2 separate regions of the Homo sapiens genome follow, and region 1 is linked to region 2. A link is a contact called in ENCODE Hi-C or POLR2A ChIA-PET data. All regions are on one chromosome and are shown on one strand. Each heading gives the region's core, a stretch centred on a gene start or an enhancer-like site at or near the end of the contact. The rest is flanking DNA. Distances are from core to core; before and after follow the strand shown. Region 1 overlaps LRMDA (leucine rich melanocyte differentiation associated). Region 2 holds the start of ZNF503-AS2 (ZNF503 antisense RNA 2).

The links. Hi-C counts contacts between places; a loop is a spot of excess contacts on that map. ChIA-PET counts read pairs that join two places held with the same protein, here RNA polymerase II (POLR2A). Pooled maps may share reads with other maps.
Region 1: a map of heart right ventricle shows a loop between it and region 2 (4-fold over the local background). The contact joins the enhancer-like site here to the promoter of ZNF503-AS2 in region 2. A Hi-C loop is called at or near these places in 63 of 168 maps with a recorded cell type or tissue (A673, CD14-positive monocyte, Caco-2 and 37 more), 25 of 37 single-sample maps with no recorded cell type and 45 of 50 pooled maps. POLR2A ChIA-PET finds 5 or more read pairs at or near these places in 5 of 52 experiments (AG04449, AG04450, BJ and 2 more).

The regions. Positions count from the first base shown.
Region 1 is chr10:76,554,064-76,560,133 of GRCh38, reverse strand. LRMDA (leucine rich melanocyte differentiation associated) reads right to left here. Exons shown (of 7, transcript NM_001305581.2): 7 at 1-2,925. The coding sequence ends at 2,846. Among named protein-coding and RNA genes, the nearest start is that of KCNMA1-AS1, 330 kb to the left of the region's middle. Within about 2 kb of position 1,338, at least 7 of the 41 ENCODE cell types and tissues checked have a DNase peak (open chromatin) inside an H3K27ac peak, as active enhancers do; they include IMR-90, ascending aorta, ovary and 1 more, where a contact is called at or near this core.
Region 2 is chr10:75,398,675-75,404,725 of GRCh38, reverse strand. It overlaps ZNF503-AS2 (ZNF503 antisense RNA 2), which reads right to left and starts at 3,198. Exons shown (of 2, transcript NR_024421.1): 1 at 2,465-3,198. It overlaps ZNF503 (zinc finger protein 503), which reads left to right and starts at 2,962. Exons shown (of 2, transcript NM_032772.6): 1 at 2,962-3,621; 2 at 4,352-6,051. The coding sequence starts at 3,307. The coding sequence ends at 5,977. RefSeq lists an enhancer at 3,460-3,960.

The DNA.
Region 1 (6,070 bases), core at 89-2,588, 1.2 Mb before region 2:
AGTATGTGAAAACACACAACACTCAGACATGCAGCCTGATCAAGTGATAATCTCTTATAATGTGCTTCTATTTAAAGCAACAAACAGATGGAGGGTTTATGAGTGAGGCTGGTAAAAGTAAAAGCAAATGACTGCAATAGTTGTACTTTTAATAGGATTCCCCACAATCCAAGACATTATTCCCTGAGGAACAAATTGTTCTTTAAAATTATGTTACTTAGGAAAGAGACAGTCGTCCTGACATTGCTGAGGCAACAGAGAGCTGCAGGACAGCCTTGAATTGCCGAGGTCTCTCCACTCAAGTCAGTGTCCTAGGGGAGGAAAGACAGTGATGTCAGGCACCACAATCCCCAAAGAACAAGCTCAGTGGAATAGGATAAAAGGAAGAAAGACCAAAGGGTAAAGGGGGTACAAAACATGTCTGGGCCCTGATTGAATTTATTACTTTCTACTTCTCAACTTTGAAAAACAAGGTTTGGGAAATTCCTACAGATTTAGGATAAACATGCAACATGGGTTCTACCTCTGCCAATTCAGACCAAAGTCTAGCTCTAGCACAGCAAATTTTGGTTAACACACAGTGGAACTGTAACCAACCCAGCACTTCATTATCACTATCCCTGCTTAAGAGAAACAAAGCTGACTATAATTCTATCAATAAGATGAATATACCTTAGTGATGGCCTTTAGGTAATTTATAATTAAAGCTAATCTTAATTAAAGTTATTACACCATTCTGGAAGAAAATAAACAACCCAAAGAGAGGGAAACAATGTGGTCAATAACTCACTCCAAAAATATGTTTTGCCTCCAAAGCTCACATTGAGGGAGACATTCCTGCGCATGATACAAATGGTTCTGACATTAAAAAAAGTAAACAAGTAAGAAAAATAAAGATGGAAAAATTCTGTGGTCAGTTCACAAGTGCTTTTTTATTGTTTGAGGCAGGGTTAAAGCCTTTTATAAAGACAAGGATATATGTGTGGCTAGATTGGATATGACATCTGACTCGTCTAGCTGCCCTTGCACAGAATTCTGGCTGCCCATATTATGCCAGGGAGAAAACATGTGTTGATGCTTCTAAACAATGACCCAGGGTGGGACCAAATGCAGATAATTTAAAGCATTTTTCCAGTGCTGTTTTGTAGATCAAACAGAGAAAAGGTACTCAAATCCAGTTACTAATGGATTTGAGAGATAAATGCAAACATTCAACATTCTCCAATTTTTCATGGTTTTGAGGATTTTAATGTTAACTTGTCTAAAGAACTGATTAACAAAGGTTGTGTAATCTCAAACAGGGACTCCTGCCAGCCTCAATACATGTCATTCAAGGCCTGTGTTGACTCAGTGGGCCAGAGGCTATGTAAACGGGCTAGAGCTGAGAAAGTAGGTTCTCCTTGGGCAGCTTAGGGATTCTGAGTCCCCATAGTTTTACAATAGCAGCTCCTAGTCCCTCAGTATCTATAACTTGGAGGGATTCTCTTTCAGGTTTTGCTGTCATCAAACTGACCTAATACTGGGAGGACAATGAACACTTGGTCTAAATGGAAGAAGCAGAAAAATAAACACTATCGTGTCAAGAACAATCAATCAACCTTTTGAACATCTTCTAGAGTGATTTGACTGGTGCACCAGCAAGTTAGATAAACTTTGAGTCACCCAACTAGCAATGATCACACTTATGTTCCTTGTGACATTAGTGCTAGTGCACAGCCAAGCATACAGGAAGACAGAGCACTGTCTCACAACCTGTGGATTTGATTTCTGAGAGGTCATGACAAAGATGCAAAATCCAAAAGGTTTGTGCCTTCTATAAAAACTCTTTGGTCTGGTGGGTGTTTTCAACAGTCTTAATTTTGTTTTTTAACCTCCTGACCCTTCACTCTATCTTTCATCACCTCACTCCCTTTAAATAGCACCCAAAGGAGCAAGCCAGCCCCACGCACAAGTATGGCCACAGGCATCACTGGAAGTGTGTACGGTTAAAAATAAATTAATAAATAAGAGTCCCTGGTGCAACCAAACCCTCATGCTGAGAAAGATGCCTTATGCCTTACACTGCATCATATTCAGGGCAAGAAGTGGATTTAGAGTTGAATGAAACAAGATAAAAGTCCACGCTTTTGTAGTCAGGGATTTAGGGAAAGCTATTTACGCCAATAAAGGGATTGTAGCAACATGAAGCCAGCCATAAATGTATGACCTGGCTGGGAAGTTATACCTTGTTCTCCGAAAAACTGCAAACTGAAATGCACCACCTGTCATAAAATCGATGCTAAAGGAAGGTGGAGGGGAAGAGACGGGAGCTATGTATATGCAGAATACAGGACGTTAAGATTTAAAAGGAGTGAGGGAGAATGGCCATCCCCTAAACTGTGACTATTTCACTAAAAATAAGCCCACAGCACGATGGTATCAGAGGGATTTCAATTCAATAGGCGAGCTGAGGACAGTCTTTCTCACTTGACTGCAGCCACTGAGCATGTCCAGGGAGGCCCCAGGTGTGACCTCTGCTCCCCTGTGAGCAGTGGCAGGACCAGGCAATCTATCATGGTGTTCATGCTGTCAGCCCTGTTGCTTTGCCACCGCTGTCTGTCACCCTGGTGGATGAGACCTGCTTAAGGGCAATCATGTCAATCTCTATGTGACCACTCAGTCTAAGGCAGAAGGATCATCTTGACAGGCCTGGCAAAGTCAGCGGAAGGTACCAAAAGCTGAAGTCATAGCTTTTCCCAAAGAGAGGCAATGTGGGCTATTGTTTTTTCTTTAGCGTTTTCTTTATTTTTGATTTCCCTTTTGATTTTATTTTCATGAAATGGGTGAAGGTATACAGAAGTTGGCTTCAGAGCTGGTCATCTCGGATAAACCTGTTGCCCTCTGAGTTTTTCCCATAGTAAACGTAGCGACACTTCCCCAGGACACCTGCAAATAAAAAGACACACATCATTACAGGTGGCACACTTAGCATAGCAGGGAAACACAGGTGCTGAAAAGCAGACATGCAAGATAATCATAGATCCAATGGGCAGCAGAAAGTGGATGAAGCTCCAGAAGGGAAGAACTCTCCCTTTTTGTCCTCACAGACAAGAAGATTCTGTCAACCTCAGAGTTGACATTGAAATAAAATGTCACTACAAGTATAGGCTCCTAGGAATATCACTTTCTGCATGACTTCTCTTCCACATGCTAGGTACTTTTCTAATTTGGCCAATTACTCCCCAGAATGTAGCCTCTCCTCACGCCAGTTTCCCTTAGTAGAGTTTCAAAGAATGGAAAATTAAGAGTTTAAAGATGAACCCAGCCCAAGTAAAAGATGTAGAACAATCTTCCCAGAATGTGACTATTTTGATACCCTTTATCATGAAGCAATGTTGTTGACTTCCAGAGAGAATATTCCAAATTCTGGCAGGCACCAGGCATTGAGCACATATGGGATGATTAAGGAAGAGAGGTGGTGTTGACAAAATACCATATGAATGGCCGGGCGTGGTGGCTCACGCCTGTAATCCCAGCACTTTGGGAGGCCGAGGCAGGTGGATCACAAGGTCAGGAGATCGAGACCATCTTGTCTAACATGATGAAACTCCGTCTCTACTAAAAATATTAAAAAAATTAGCTGGGCGTGGTGGCAGGTGCCTGTAGTCCCAGCTACTCGGGAGGCTGAGGCAGGAGAATGGCGTGAACCCGGGAGGTGGAGCTTGCAGTGAGCCGAGATCGCGCCAGTGCACTCCAGCCTGGGCGACAGGGAGAGACACCGTCTCAAAAAAACAAAAAAACAAAAACAAAAAAAAACACCACATGGACAGGAACAAGAGCCTCCCATTAAATGGCTTCTTACAGGAATCCTGAACTCTCTTTCTCTGGTCAGAATGCATTTGATTTCCATTTTCAGTTTTACTTTAAGTAACTCTGTGGCTCCGTATAAGGCTCTCCTCTCATTCAAGGAGATTGTAGGAGACTTAACAATGAAAAATGCCCCTACAATAGGGTTGAACTTTTTAATCAACTCATTATTTATTCTAAATGCCCATAAGAAATCACTTCCATAGTTATTATGAAAGCTCTGTAGGATTATCAAGGAAAAATCTGTTTTGTTTTTGCCACCTGCATTTTTATTTTCTTCTATTTTTAGAAAAACCTATTTTAAATTCAGTTGGACAGAGTTGTCTTAGCGCTAATCGGACTTGAGTCTCTGAACTGTACACAACTAGAAAAAAACAAAGAAAGGAAATGTCCATAAGACAGTCATTCAATAGCCACAAATCTGCCTGTGAAAATAGCTACCTAGGGACATGATGATTTTTTTTTCCATCAGTGTGATAGTGTGAAACCAACAAGCCCATTTTTTTTTTTTTTTTTTTTTTGGTTAATTTGTGATAAATTAGCACTTGAAATTAACCAGGTTCTTCACATCAGAAGTTCTAAGTAGTAAATATTTTTGCAACTGTAAAAGAGATGTTTCTCCACTACAAAACTTCAAACCTTATTCTTACATAAGGATCAAAATGACTTTTAGAAACTTTTAAGGACAGAGCAGATGCTCCCTGGTTTGGATGGCTTGGAACAAAGCTAGAAATTGCTGGGGTCAAATAGTCTATCAGAGTTGGCAATGGAGAGAGGGTGACATTGTTCCACGGCCTCAAAGCTGGCCTTGGGCTCACTCTCATTAGTTTTACTTCCTGCCATGTTCCCATGAGTAAGTTTACTGTGGCTCATTCCTCCTCCTTGGTCATGCTTTCTCCTTGGCCCCTAATCCCCAATTTCTGGTTTTCAGTATTGGTCTGGTGCCTGGAAACTTTGAGCTTGGATGGAACCTCACTGAGACCCTTCTTGGGACCTAAATTATTCTTTTAGTTGTTGGCATTGAGCTGTTTCCTTTATCGTGCTGAATTATGTAGCCATCAGCATTGTACTAATATTGTCACCCATGCCAGGATCCTGCTGGTCTGTGGGCTTGGCTGATCAGGCTCTGCTCCAGGAATAGCATCCACTACAGGCCTGGGTGGGAGTGCCTCAGTTCTGCCAGGTATCCACAGAGGGCTTCCTTAAACATAATTGATTCAAATAAACCCTGAAGAATGTGGAAGCATGGGGCCAAAGGATGCTAATTTATTTCTATGGCACTAGGATAACATGAATTTTAATAAAAAGGAACAGATAGGTCTGTCGGATGTCATAAAGAACACAATCTTTCTCTTAAGCAAAAGGATGAAAGGCAAACACACACACACACCACACACACACACACACACACACACACCACCCACCATGAGTGCCCTCTCTCCAGTAAACTCTCCAGTACATTCACGGATTCAACTGCTTTTTTTTTCTTCCCTTTCTCCAGGGTAAACTTCGACTCCAGATCTCACTTACATGCAACTTGAATGGCAAGTGCCGCCCTAGAAACAGGCTGGATGCTCCTGGAACGTGGGCTGGGATGTGTTCTGTGCCACATTCCCGAGCCTTCTTTCTGGCTGGCATTGATAAAAGTCCTTTTTAAGGCCTACCCTGTTTCTTTGGGCCTGGAAGCAAGAATGTTTATAGACATCCTGGTGAGAGAAGGCTGTTTGATGAATGCAGGAGACTGCGGCTAGGTGTCAGCACTTGGAAAATGAGGCAAGGACATGAGGTATTAATATTGTCAATGATCTCTTGACAGGAAAACAGATACTGCATTCACTGTCAGATTTAAATAGACATCAAGTGCATTAACGACAAAAGGGCAGACTTCAAACAAAGGGGCTGTGTGGTGAAGAGCCGAGCTAGTCTCTGTGCTGGCAACAGCCTGATCTGAAAAGACACCATCAGGGTTGCAGACAGGCCCAGGATTGTGTGCGGTGACAGAAAACAGAGATACTGACAGAGATACCAGCGCCATATTATGCCAAGGATATTCTAACGCTGCCTGCGGCTCTAACGAAAGCTGACATCACTCCCCATCACTTGGGGTCGTCTCTGCCTGCCCCTGCAGAACATCTCTCCCCAGACATCATTACAAAACTCACTGTGGCTGCAAAGGTCCTGGCAGTTCTGTTCTGCTGGAGTGGTGGGGTCAAGGGGCCTAAGG
Region 2 (6,051 bases), core at 1,949-4,448:
CCCCCCCAGGCTTCAGGTGCTGAGGCTGCCTCCCCTGAGCCGCCGGCGTAATAAGCTGCTGGAATTAGAGGAGAGGGGGAAGAGCTGAGTCTGGAGGCTGGGGAGGGACGCCCTTGGCTGCGTCCCCCCCGGCCCTGTCGCAGGCCCCAGAATTTCAGTGCCCGGGCCTCGCGGGGAGGCCGCGGCGATAGCGGCCCAAAGGTGGGCTCGCGGCGTTAGGAGCACTACCATTGGTTGGGTCGACACCTAGACGGCCGCGCACTCAGTAACCAGGCACACATGGACACACCCGAAGGATAAGAGTGCTTCACAGACGCGCTGCCCCGCAGAGACAGCGTAGGACTGTCCCGCCCTCCGAAACGCGCACCTGGGACTTGCTCCCCGGAGACCAGACAACCGCCTCCCTCAGCGTGGGGCCTCGCCACCCGCTCGCCGACTCACCTCCCTCAGATGTCGCACGGACACTACAAACCCCCTTGAATGCAGGTGTGCTCTTACACGCTCACACTGACAAACACCAGCCCCAAGCACACACCGCCTCACTCCCCTCTTCTCTCCAAATGAGCTTCAGTCAAGTTACCATTTCATAAAGTTTACCAACCCAAAGAATCAAGGGATAAAATCCAAACGCAGAAAAAGAATGCCTAGGAGCAAATTCTAAAACTCACCCCGGAAAGTTCTCGGTACCCGTGCGGAGTGGGAGACAGAGAAAGAAGCCGGGGAGGGGAGTCAGGTGGGGGAGGGGAGTGAGATGGGCCAAGAGGAGAGGGCGAGCATACCAAGGGCAGTTCCAGACCCGACCCCCGCGCGCACCCGGCTCAGCCCCAGGTGCGCGCCGGTCGAAACCGGGTCTCCAGGCTCGGCCCCCGCCCCCCACGCGGGCACAGACTGGCTCCCGACTCCCAGAGCTCCCAGCCCCACCATTTATCAAAAGGACTTGACAACAAAAGAAGAGCCGGGGCGGAAAAGCGGAGGAGGGGAGATTCAAAGTCTTCTAAGTCGTTCCGAGGAAGGGGGTGTGTCCTCCTCCCCACCCCCTCTAATTTCTGCGAGTTCCTGGAGGAGACCCTCGAACCCGCTCCGGACGCTATCAGAGCCCCGATAACTCACGCAGCGCCACAGGCATGCATACACACTGGGCATCCAGGTCCAGGTACCCGGTGGCACGCACAGCGCCTCCCCTTTTCTTCCCAAACAACCCGAGTGACGGTGCAAATCGAGGGGAACGCGGCAGTCCCGCTCCGCTTCCCTGGAAGAACCCGCGTTCCCACAGGCAGCCGCCCCCTCCCTCTCTCGCTCCTTCCCTCGGCTCTCCTAGCGCAGCTCATTCCGACTCGGCGTTCCAATAAATTCGAGAGAGCAGCCCCGAGTTACCCTGGCTCCCCAGCCTGCGGGGATGGCGGCAGGTGGGAGAAGGTCGGGGAGGGGGCATGAGTGAGCCTGAGATGTTTCTTCCCCCATACACCCATGGCCAGGCCTCTTCTTCGCAGCCTCTTAGCCCTGCTTACGACCCGAGGGGGTCAAAGAATTGAGGCGAGGTTTGCCCCACCATTGACCTCCAGGACTAGAAGTTCCTTGGTGGTGTGGCTCTTAGAAGTCTCCGAGTTTGGGGTTAGGGAACTACAGAGGGTGGCAGCCTGACCTCCGCACGCAACACGCCCCGCGAGGACTCGCGGCGGCGGGGTGGGGTGGCGGGAAATCTCCCGTGTTAGAAGTTGCCGCCGCTGGTCTCGGGTACCCGGAGCCGCGCCCGAACTCCGCGACCCCAACAGACCGAGGCTCCCAGAGGTGGAAGGGCGTCTCTCCGACACCGAGAGGGCAGGCGCACACTCCAGGCCTGCGCGCCCCTCTCGGCGCCCTGGGCGCACCTGCGCACTTTACTCTCGCTATTCATTTTCCTGACACCGTGCGCCTCTTTCATTCTTTTTCTTAGAGCCCCCACCCCACCCCCATCCCAGGAGGCCGCTCCTCTTTTCCCCTCCTCCAGTTCCCTCTCAATCTCCTCCTTCCTCTCCGTCTCTCTCTCCCTCTCTCTTTTTCCCTTCAAGTCGCACCCGCCTTGTAATCAGCAACAAAAGCTGACATAAATCACGGGAGGATTGACAAGAGCTGACAAATAACTGATTGATTGCGGTCGAGGAACATTGACAATTGATGGAGGGGTGGAGATGCCCAAAGAAGGGGGGGAGGGAGGAAAACAGGGTGGGAGAGTAAGAATGGGGGGTTGGGGGACAGACTGAGGGTGAAACAGAGGAAACATGTGACCCCCGCTGCTGCCCCAATCTACGCGTCCCCGGGCGTCACGTGGCCGGGAAGGGCGGAGAGCCCAGCGCTCCTCGCGGTGTTGAGCCGCCGCCGCTGCGACTGCCCATCTAGCTTCTGGTTTCTCCGCCGCGGAATCTGAGGAAATTAGAGCGGGCGGGCGGGCTTCTTCCAGCTCCGGCTCCCCACCTTGCCTTCTTACCCTGGTGGCTGCGCTGCGCCGCGCGGGATCTCGATTACTGCGAAGGAAAAAACACTGGGTGTGCAGGTTCCCTTCGCCCCTGGAGTTGACAGTCCGGCCGGTGTCCACACTCCCACCGGTGCTCCTTCTGGACACCCCCCGCAGTCTGTTCCTCACGCGCACCCCCCTTCAAAAGAAGGTTTCAGTTTATTTTCGAGCTGGGGAAAGGAAGAACGACGAGGAGGAAAAAAGAGGGAGGCGGCGGATGGCAAACGTAGAATAAATGTCCATCTCGTCCTCCCAGCGAAATCGAGGGAGGGGACACACAGGGGGGCGGCGAAGAGGGAGCTGCCCATTAAAACCGGCACTGAGAGTCCTGGCAGCGGCGGCGGCGGCGGCGCGGGACGCGTCACATCCCCTTGACCCTCCAATCACCTCGGGCTCCCATTTGATTGGAAGGCGGCAAAGGCTTTAATCTCCCCCTTGGTGCAGCTGCTTTTGAAGTGAGTTTCCTCGCCAGAGCCCCGGCTGGACACGCAGCGGCTCGCATCGCAGAGCGCAGCGCCGGCGCGGGGCCGCGAGAACGCAGCGCAGGGGAGCAGCCCGAGGCGGACACCGCGAGCCGCCCGGCACTCCCGCAGTCCAGCCGGCTCCTCTAGCCCGGCCACGGCTCCGCTGCGGGCCACCCAGGATTACTCGCGTCTGGCTCCAGGCGCCGAGAAGGCGCGCTGGGCGCCCGTGGCCGCCGCGCCAGCTCCTCCTCCTCCCGCTGCTCCTGCTCCCGGGGCGAGCGCGCAGCCCCGAGCCCGCCCCGCGCCTCCCGGAGCCCTCCCCCCCGCTGCTCCCATGCGCGCGGGTGGGTCATGAGCACAGCGCCCTCGCTTTCTGCCCTAAGAAGCAGTAAGCACAGCGGCGGCGGCGGCGGCGGAGGCGGAGGCGGCGGTGCAGACCCTGCCTGGACCAGCGCGCTCTCTGGAAATAGCTCCGGCCCCGGCCCAGGCTCGTCCCCGGCCGGCAGCACCAAGCCTTTTGTGCACGCCGTGCCCCCCTCTGACCCCCTGCGCCAGGCCAACCGCCTGCCAATCAAGGTGCTGAAGATGCTGACGGCACGAACTGGCCACATTTTGCACCCCGAGTACCTGCAGCCCCTGCCTTCCACGCCGGTCAGCCCCATCGAGGTAAGGACCCTCTCTCTGGATCGCACTGGGACCACTACCCTGGCTGCCACCCTAGGGCTTTCTTTTTCTCGGGATCTGGGCGGAGGTGGGGGGGTCGGAGTGATTCAGCTCCCGAATGGGGGAAGAGGCTACTGCTTCCGTACCTCAAAACTAGGGCGGAAAAGGGGGAGGAAGTGGAATGGGGCGTGCATGCTAGGGAGCAAGGCTGCCAATACTTGTTTCTCCTTTCGATATGAAAGCCCCTACCCCGACCCAGGCCCCTTCACTCGGCACCGAAGGCAGGCGGAGGTCTGAAATACGGTTCCAAAGTCGCCGTCCTTCGTATCCGCAGAAGCCAGTGTGTGCACACAGCCTCTGAGGCGCCAGCCGCCCGAGCCCTTACTCTGAAGAATTAAGGAGTGTTTGTGGGGAGGGGGTACAGTTCTGGGTCTAGGAACCGAAAACCAAAACATTTTGCTCTTTAAAAATCTAGTTAGCGCTCAGAGAGGGCAGGAAAGATGCTGCTGGGGGTGGTGGTTGGGCGGGGGGAGCAATCTGCTGCCTTTCCCAACGGCGAGAATGTTTGTGAGTGGGTGTTGAAGAGGGGGTGCCGCCTAGAATTGCGCCTTGGGGCTGGGAGGATCTTCGTGGGCTGTTGCGGAGAGGCATTTGAACCCCAGAAGCCAGGATTCTAAAGGGTTTCCACTTCTTTCTCTGTGTGACGCTCCCCCCCCATCGTCTGACCCCGCAGCTCGATGCCAAGAAGAGCCCGCTGGCGCTGTTGGCGCAAACATGTTCGCAGATCGGGAAGCCCGACCCCTCGCCCTCCTCCAAACTCTCCTCGGTTGCCTCCAACGGGGGCGGCGCGGGCGGTGCCGGCGGCGGTGCTGCGGGCGACAAGGACACCAAATCGGGCCCCCTGAAGCTGAGCGACATCGGCGTGGAGGACAAGTCGAGTTTCAAGCCGTACTCCAAACCCGGCTCGGATAAGAAGGAGCCGGGAGGCGGCGGTGGAGGCGGTGGCGGTGGCGGGGGCGGCGGCGGGGGTGTTTCGTCGGAGAAGTCGGGATTCCGGGTACCGAGCGCCACCTGCCAGCCATTCACGCCCAGGACAGGCAGCCCGAGCTCCAGCGCCTCGGCCTGCTCGCCGGGAGGTATGCTGTCCTCGGCCGGGGGTGCCCCGGAGGGCAAGGACGACAAGAAAGACACCGACGTGGGCGGCGGTGGCAAGGGCACCGGGGGCGCCTCGGCCGAAGGGGGACCCACGGGGCTGGCACACGGCCGGATTAGCTGCGGCGGCGGGATTAATGTGGATGTGAACCAGCATCCGGATGGGGGCCCGGGAGGCAAGGCTCTGGGCTCGGACTGCGGCGGTTCATCGGGCTCCAGCTCCGGCTCCGGCCCCAGCGCGCCCACCTCCTCCTCAGTGTTGGGCTCTGGGCTGGTGGCTCCCGTGTCACCCTACAAGCCGGGCCAGACAGTGTTCCCTCTGCCTCCCGCGGGTATGACCTACCCAGGCAGCCTGGCCGGGGCCTACGCCGGCTACCCGCCCCAGTTCCTGCCACACGGCGTGGCACTTGACCCCACCAAGCCGGGCAGCCTGGTGGGGGCGCAGCTGGCGGCGGCCGCGGCCGGGTCTCTGGGCTGCAGTAAGCCGGCCGGCTCCAGCCCTTTGGCCGGAGCGTCTCCGCCGTCCGTGATGACAGCCAGTTTGTGCCGGGACCCTTACTGCCTCAGCTACCACTGCGCTAGCCACCTGGCAGGGGCGGCGGCCGCCAGCGCTTCTTGCGCACATGATCCGGCTGCTGCGGCTGCGGCGCTGAAGTCCGGATACCCGCTGGTGTACCCCACGCACCCGCTGCACGGTGTGCACTCCTCGCTAACGGCCGCCGCGGCTGCTGGCGCCACACCGCCCTCCCTGGCCGGCCACCCCCTCTACCCCTACGGCTTTATGCTCCCTAACGACCCACTCCCCCACATCTGCAACTGGGTGTCGGCCAACGGGCCGTGCGACAAGCGCTTCGCCACGTCCGAAGAGCTGCTGAGCCACTTGCGGACCCATACGGCATTTCCCGGGACAGACAAACTGCTGTCGGGCTACCCCAGCTCGTCGTCTCTGGCCAGCGCTGCCGCGGCCGCCATGGCTTGCCACATGCACATCCCCACCTCGGGCGCACCGGGCAGCCCTGGGACGCTGGCGCTGCGCAGCCCCCACCACGCGCTGGGACTCAGCAGCCGCTACCACCCCTACTCCAAGAGCCCGCTTCCCACGCCTGGCGCCCCCGTGCCGGTGCCCGCCGCCACCGGACCGTACTACTCCCCCTACGCCCTCTACGGACAGAGACTGACCACCGCCTCGGCGCTGGGGTATCAGTGAGGGCGGCCGGGAGGGCGAGCGAGGGAGAGGAGGGAGAGGGGGAGGGGAGGAGTCCAGGGAGAGGCGGGATCACG